Regions from separate parts of the Homo sapiens genome. Here region 2 is linked to region 1. A link is a contact called in ENCODE Hi-C or POLR2A ChIA-PET data. All regions are on one chromosome and are shown on one strand. Each heading gives the region's core, a stretch centred on a gene start or an enhancer-like site at or near the end of the contact. The rest is flanking DNA. Distances are from core to core; before and after follow the strand shown. Region 1 has its middle 46 kb from the start of LINC01825. Region 2 holds the start of LINC01825 (long intergenic non-protein coding RNA 1825).

The links. A loop is a pair of places that touch in the nucleus more often than their neighbours do. ChIA-PET counts read pairs that join two places held with the same protein, here RNA polymerase II (POLR2A). Pooled maps may share reads with other maps.
Region 2: a map of naive thymus-derived CD4-positive, alpha-beta T cell shows a loop between it and region 1 (2.9-fold over the local background). The contact joins the promoter of LINC01825 here to the enhancer-like site in region 1. A Hi-C loop is called at or near these places in 8 of 168 maps with a recorded cell type or tissue (B cell, CD4-positive, alpha-beta T cell, CD4-positive, alpha-beta memory T cell and 3 more), 7 of 37 single-sample maps with no recorded cell type and 15 of 50 pooled maps. POLR2A ChIA-PET finds 5 or more read pairs at or near these places in 18 of 52 experiments (B cell, CD4-positive, alpha-beta T cell, CD4-positive, alpha-beta memory T cell and 14 more).

The regions. Positions count from the first base shown.
Region 1 is chr2:195,485,762-195,488,988 of GRCh38, reverse strand. No RefSeq gene overlaps it. Among named protein-coding and RNA genes, the nearest start is that of LINC01825, 46 kb to the left of the region's middle. Within about 2 kb of position 1,873, at least 2 of the 41 ENCODE cell types and tissues checked have a DNase peak (open chromatin) inside an H3K27ac peak, as active enhancers do.
Region 2 is chr2:195,531,410-195,534,933 of GRCh38, reverse strand. LINC01825 (long intergenic non-protein coding RNA 1825) reads right to left here and starts at 1,970. Exons shown (of 3, transcript NR_186609.1): 1 at 1,691-1,970. RefSeq lists an enhancer at 771-820.

The DNA of each region.
Region 1 (3,227 bases), core at 624-3,123:
GTTTGAATTATTTGAAATAAAATAAAAATTTGTTTACTCAGTTGGCACTAGTCACATTTCACATGCTCAGTAGTCACAAGTATGTAGTCATTATCATATTTGATGGTGCAGATATGGAACATTTCCATCATTGGAGAAAGCACTATTGGACAGCATTATTAGAGCTTGTGGGCCTCTCTAGTAAGTATCTAGTTGACTGGTTAGATGTCTTAAATTCTTCATTACATGTATTTTCCTTCCCCATCACAAGAGGGCAATGAGTGGTATACACAAAGAGAACTTCAATAGACACTCTAGTTTCCCCAAATTTCCCAGGAATAGGTTTAATAATTACTCTGGGTTATAAATTGAGACAGCAACAATACAGTTACAAAGTTTTTACACTATGGCATCCATTAATTTTTTTTTTTTTTTTTTTTTTTTGATATGGAGTCTCACTCTGTCACCCAGGCTGGACTGCAGTGGTGCGATCTTGGCTCATAGCAACCTCCGCCTTCCGGGTTCAAGTGATTCTTCTACCTCAGTCTACCGAGTAGCTGGGACTACAGGTGCTGCCACCACGCCAGGCTAATATTTGTATTTTTAGTAGAGACTGAGTTTCACCATGTTGGCCAGGCTGGTCTCGAATTCCTGACCTCTTGTAATCCACCTGCCTCTGCCTCCCAAAGTGCTGGGATTACAGGGCCATTAAAAATTAATAGTTAGCATTTTTTTGCTCATAAACTATATGCCAGATACTTGACATGCAGTATTTTTCATGGCATCATGAATTGGATAGTATCCCCATTTTGCAAACAAGGCAACTAAGGCTCAGAAAGTAAGAATAGACTCCCCAAGATCATATACATTCTAAGTGGCTCTTTCTAATTCTGAAGACCATGCTTTAGGTCACACTGTGCTGTAATGACTTAGTTGTAGAAAAGCAATGGGCAATAAATGTCATTTGGTTAACATAACCTGAAATTCTACTGCAGGCGATTTCTATTTCTCTGTCATTTCTCCTGTTTTGATACTTCATGTTTTCTTTCCTCAATGTCTTGGAAAGTACTTCCAGAAGGCAAAATTTATACAGATTTTAATCTTTGTGGGATGAAGCACTCATTTATTTATAGTCTTACAGAATGTTATCGATACTTTTTTTCTGTTCCATGTAGTATTGTTTTTTTTCCCCCTTTCAGTTTAAAATACAGGCATGCACTTAAATATTTCTAATAACATGTGGTAAGGGCTGGGTCTCTGCAGATCTAAGATCCTCCTGTACCAAAATACAGATCAATGTGATGGCTTGTGATAATAAGGCTGCTCCTCACTCCCAGAGGAATTGTCAAATCCTTGTGTTTGTTGAAGCTTTGTGTTCCAACTTAACTATCCCTGACAATCTGTTTCTTACCTGTTTTAAGATGCTGCAGAATTCTTTAAAAACAAGATGGATTTTGTTTCTAATAACCATAATTATTTTTAAAAAGTGCCTTTGTGATGAGTTGCCTATCATGTGCCTGGTGAACTGAACTTTAAATGACCTTTTTGCCCTTATTATTGCAGCCGTTGCCTTCCAATTTTATATATAAAATATGAAGGAAAGGGAATTTAAAATAGAATTTATTGAGGTACACACAGCTTCAGCAGCTGCTGTTACAAGGGTATCATCAAATACCAACACTGACAAAAACCCATGGGGTCTATTTTCCAATTCAATCTTGAAGGAAATTTACAATAGTGAGTGTCTATGGCAGTTGAGGTTGGGTAAGATTTAGATGACTCATTTCCCTTATCTAATGAATTCAGGCCCTGCAAACTTTGCAAAAGCTTTAAACTGACAAAGCACCAAGAGAGTTGATGTGAAATTGAAAGACAGCTGGCATGGACTCAGAGCCTCTTGAGTTTAGCTCAGAAAGCTGCAAACCTGTACAGCTGCACAACTGTCAGGATAAAGATTCCAGCATAAAGATAGTCAAAATATTGCTACAGATGAAGAACTTTATGTCTAAAGCCTCTATTCCACAAAGAAGAGTCATTTTAAATAAAGAATGCACATGGCATTTTTACATTTATCTTCATTTTGCTAAGATAAAATAGATGAGAATGTTTCAATCTCCAACAACTTAGGTTAAAAAATTCAATTAAATATGAAAAATAGTTTTAAAATTTTTAAATGATCAAATCATTTTCCTGGAAGTAAAACAACTTTGATGTGGTTTTCCTTTTCAGGCTGTCTCTTTCCGATTCCTCGGTTTTGACAAGTCATAAGGATAATATAACACTTTGTTTTATTATGTGGTGAGAAACTCTTCAGAATGTTTCTGGGTAAGAGCACACTTAAATCATTAGGTGGGGAAACAAAGCTTGCTAGGTTTGGTGTTTTCAGGCAATAAATGATATCATCAATTATAATTTGTATACCCTTTTTTTAAGCAGAAACAAAACCCAAGTCAAATGGCATTTATGGCACAATTGACATTTTACTTATGGGAAGATAACTCAACATTAAAGGTATAGTTCGCTGAACAGTGATTACAAGGCTTATTGTATTAATGAGAACTAAAAAGTTCGACTACATATTCAAAGGATCCCCATGGCCTTTTATATTGCCCATCACAAAATCCTTTTCAAGCAATTTAAATTGTATCATGATTGGCTATTGGTATTTGAGAAATGGCATTAAACTCAGGCAAATAGTGAAATTCCACTGTATAGAATGGTATCTGTAAAATAAAATATAAATGCAAAACTGAAAAAATAGGAGATAAAATCACATGATTTTTACAATGACAGTATGTTGTTTAAAATGCAGAAAAAAATATGCATGAGTAGTTCCAAATCTTTATTTTATTCTAGGTGTTTTATGTCTTCTTAGACTGTTAGATCTAAAAAACTCCCTTTTCAATCCTACTATGTATAATGAGACTAAATCATAAACTATGTTTAATGCATTTTAAATTCATATGCAACTTGTCAGCACCTCCATTTAAAAATGATTTTACTTTTCATAATTTTATGACCACTTGGCTATAATATAAAATGCTAAATATATCAGTGTATGAAAACAAATTGAACTTGTAGACTGTGGACTCCTGTACATTACTCAAGATTTAGGTGAAACGCATGTAAAGCTTTTTCTGGCCTTGACTAGAAAGAAGAGGAGAGCCAAAAAACAAAGAGGAGAGTCAGTCTCTTCTTCTTTGTTTTTTCATTTCTGTACTAAAATTTACTATAGTACTTTTCATTTA
Region 2 (3,524 bases), core at 721-3,220, 46 kb before region 1:
ATTTACATTGTTCAGAGCTACTCCCTGGCATATCTTCAAGACTTAATAAAGATTTTGTGGAGGTGGGAAGATGGAAAGATAAAAAAACAATCAAGGCCAAAGAAAGACCTCCATGCATAAGATCATTGGCTCTGTATAAATGGAATAAAAAGCATGAGATGGCCTGTATTTTATTAGGATAACACACTTGAGGTAATATCAAGTTCTAAGCCAAAACCTTACAGTGTAACTTTTAGAAATTCTTGTATCACTGCGAAGTAATTTAGGACCAGAGCAGGGGTGGCTAAATACAGCCTGCAGGCCAGATTAAGCCCACAGGGATATTTTGTCCACACTCAGCTCCCACTGAGAACAAGCAACAACCTTCAGCTGTGGGCGGACGCTGACTCACAGACTGTGTTGCTACTCAGAGCCTTGCCAGCACCAACTAGCTCCAGAGAGATGGGATAGGGCAGTGTCAATCTGGCCTCCAAGGCCCTTTCTGGCTATTATCCCCTGGGACTTGATGATTCAGTACTGCCACAGATCCTGGATTTGTTGGCTAAGCACACCCATGGAGAGAGGCATGGGAGAATGGAAAGGTAGCTGTAGCAGAGAGAGGAGAGTAGCAGTGGTGCCTTAGAGGATGCTTCCTCTTCCTTTGCAGGATTTCAGTCTCATGAGAGTGACCCTTCTGTGTGTCGATGAGTCGCCAGGGAGGGGTTTGCGAATGCTGGGTACAAGTTTACCTGCTGACTGCTGCCCCTTTCAGCAACCTGTTGCCAGTCATTTGTTAGGAACCACTGTGATCTCTTGTAGCTGAATCAGACACCCACAAGAGACCACAGATACGCCTTGCTCTGCCACGTAGTGGGAAAGAATGTCTCTCTTCTATTTTGAGTTACACTTAGATTTTTTGCTCGTGGACTCTTTCCCCCCTGTGACTTAGACATGAAAACTTGTGGAGCTGGCATGGGGACAAAGCAGACATGACATTGGACTCAGAGACACCACTCTCCTCTAGTGGCCAAATCTTTGTGTCTGACTTCTTGTTCTGATAGGATGAGCTATTTTCCTTTCTTCTTTTCTTTTCTTTTTTGTATTTTTTGCTTTCAGCCAACTCACAGCAGGATGAATTCTTTTCTAAGGGACTCATGGTTGTTCACACAAAATGACCTGTGGATAACCAAGCTACTAGCTTGCCAGGCATATCTATATTTGTTGGAACCTCGGGAGTGGGCACAATTTAACACAAATGGAAATTTGAATACACAAGTTATTAATGAAATGTCAAATCTACCCTTTACTGTCCTTGACTCTATAAGATGTAAATAATTAGAATTCTAAGATTTGCCTGTAATCTGGGAAATTTATTTTAGAAAAATCTCTCTGAATATGACATAACATGGAGTCAAATGTCAAGGGAGAGAAAAAAATGGCATAGATGATATGGGAAGAATGGTAGGATAAAACATTTCAAAGAAATATTTTTAACCCCTTCTGGCTTAAGAGGAAAATTACATTTTTGCAAAATAGTCACAACATGATGCACTGATATTTTGTAAATAAACTGTAACTTTAAATTTAGTTTTAGAAAAACCAGTGTGGACAACAGAAAACTTCGACTTATATAAAACTATAAAAGAATGTTATACTATGTTAAACTATAAAAGAAAACCAATTGTAATACAGTATGGAGAAGACTACATACCTAATTGTATCAGTCTCTTTTCACTTTCATTTTCAAGGTTATCACCCTTCAGTGAAGATAAACACTACTAAAAGCTTGTCAGCTCTTTTTGAGACAGGATAAAGGATTTGTTTCTTTGCCTGTCTCAAGGAGATAGATGTGGACTTCAGTGTCCTTCTATAAAGCAGTCGAAGAGCCTAAACAAGATGAAGTGGCAGCATGTTGATGGAGTATATTCGAAGGTGACAAGCAGCCTTGCAGACAGTTCTGCAAACAAGACTTCAGAGAGCTCTTACGATAGGAAAAAAAAAAAGTGCCCTTCCAAGGTTAGAAGTTAGGAATGCATTGTGCCTTTAAGAAGGCCAGCCCACAGATGAGGACGTGGAGTTTTCTTTTGCCTGAAGGGCATTTTCTTTTTAAAAATGATAGACATATCCTAAACATTAATTTAGAGTTTTCAGAGAATGAAATAGGCTTCAGAATTTTTTTTTTAAAGATTAGAATCGGAGAGTTCTTTTACAGGAAATACCACAATTTACAATTTCTTTGGCAAAGTGTGAACTGGGTAGCTCTTTGAACATTAGAGATGGTTAGAGCTGTGAAAGTTTTAAGATATTATCTGGTCCAATTGCTTCTTTTAAGAGAATAGAAAGGTGAGACCCAGAGAGTGTTAAATAACTTGGAGTAAAAGGTAAAAGGGATAGTGTGTAGGCAGGACCAGACTAATATTTTTATTTCTGGTCTTGTAAGTTTCATTGAATCATTCTGTGCAATACTGAATATACACTATGTCATGCAAAATTACAGAACTCTGTGTGTGTGTGTGTGTGTGTGTGTGTGTATGTGTGTGTGAGATAGAGAGACAGAGAGAAAGAGAGAGAGACTAATCAATAAGCCTGTTTGGCTACCATGTAGTGGCTGCCATTTTTTCCTTCTGTTTGGGCTCCCCGATGGGTAGTACTTTTGTGGGACATTCTCTCCTAAAAACACATGGCCACCATTTTCTCTATATACTTCATTGGAGCCCTCAAGGTGCTAATAGTGTCCTGTGAACTGGGGGAAATTACCTCTACACTTCTGCTCCTTTTTGTCTTAAACTCTGTTTGAATGCTCTATGGGTAGACTTTTAACATTTTTTTATAATGTAAAGTTTTTGGTATTAGCTGTCATGGAGCATAAGACTAATTTGATTTCCTCCCACTCTTCTATTACTGTAATTTCCATGGCTCAGTGGCTTCTGGCATCCATACAATGGACAGTTGGCAGGAATTAGAGTGACGTGGGGGACTGCTTGTTGCTTACTGCTTGAGTAACTTTTATTATTTCCAGTGGGTGCAAAAGAAATCAAAGGGCTATAGCTATATATGCATTTTTTTCCTTGGGTAAATTTGGGCCTCTAGGGGAGTCAAGAGTCTTGGCAAGAAATCTATCTTGACTGGCCAGCGATTGATACAAGAGTGGGTTAGGGAAAAAACCTGTGCTATTCTCTTCACTTCTCCTGCCATGTGATCCTGAGCAAGCAACTTAATTCCTTAAAAATGTACTTTTGTCATTTGTGATACAGGAATGATAAGAGTAGCTCCCTCAAAGGTCTGTTTTGGATAAAAAAAGACTGCATTAAGACATCTTGTATCACACTGCCTCAATAAACATTGTTATCAGTGTTCCCTACTATTCCTTTCAGCAGGCAAAAAGACTGGCAAGGATTAGGGGTTGCAGGGAAAATATTTGCAAATAACATACAATAAAAAACTTAAATCCAGAATGTATAGAGAACTCTTACAAAAATAAGAAAACAAATGGCCCAGTTCAAAAATGGGCAAAGATTTAAGTAGACACATCATCGAAGAAGGTA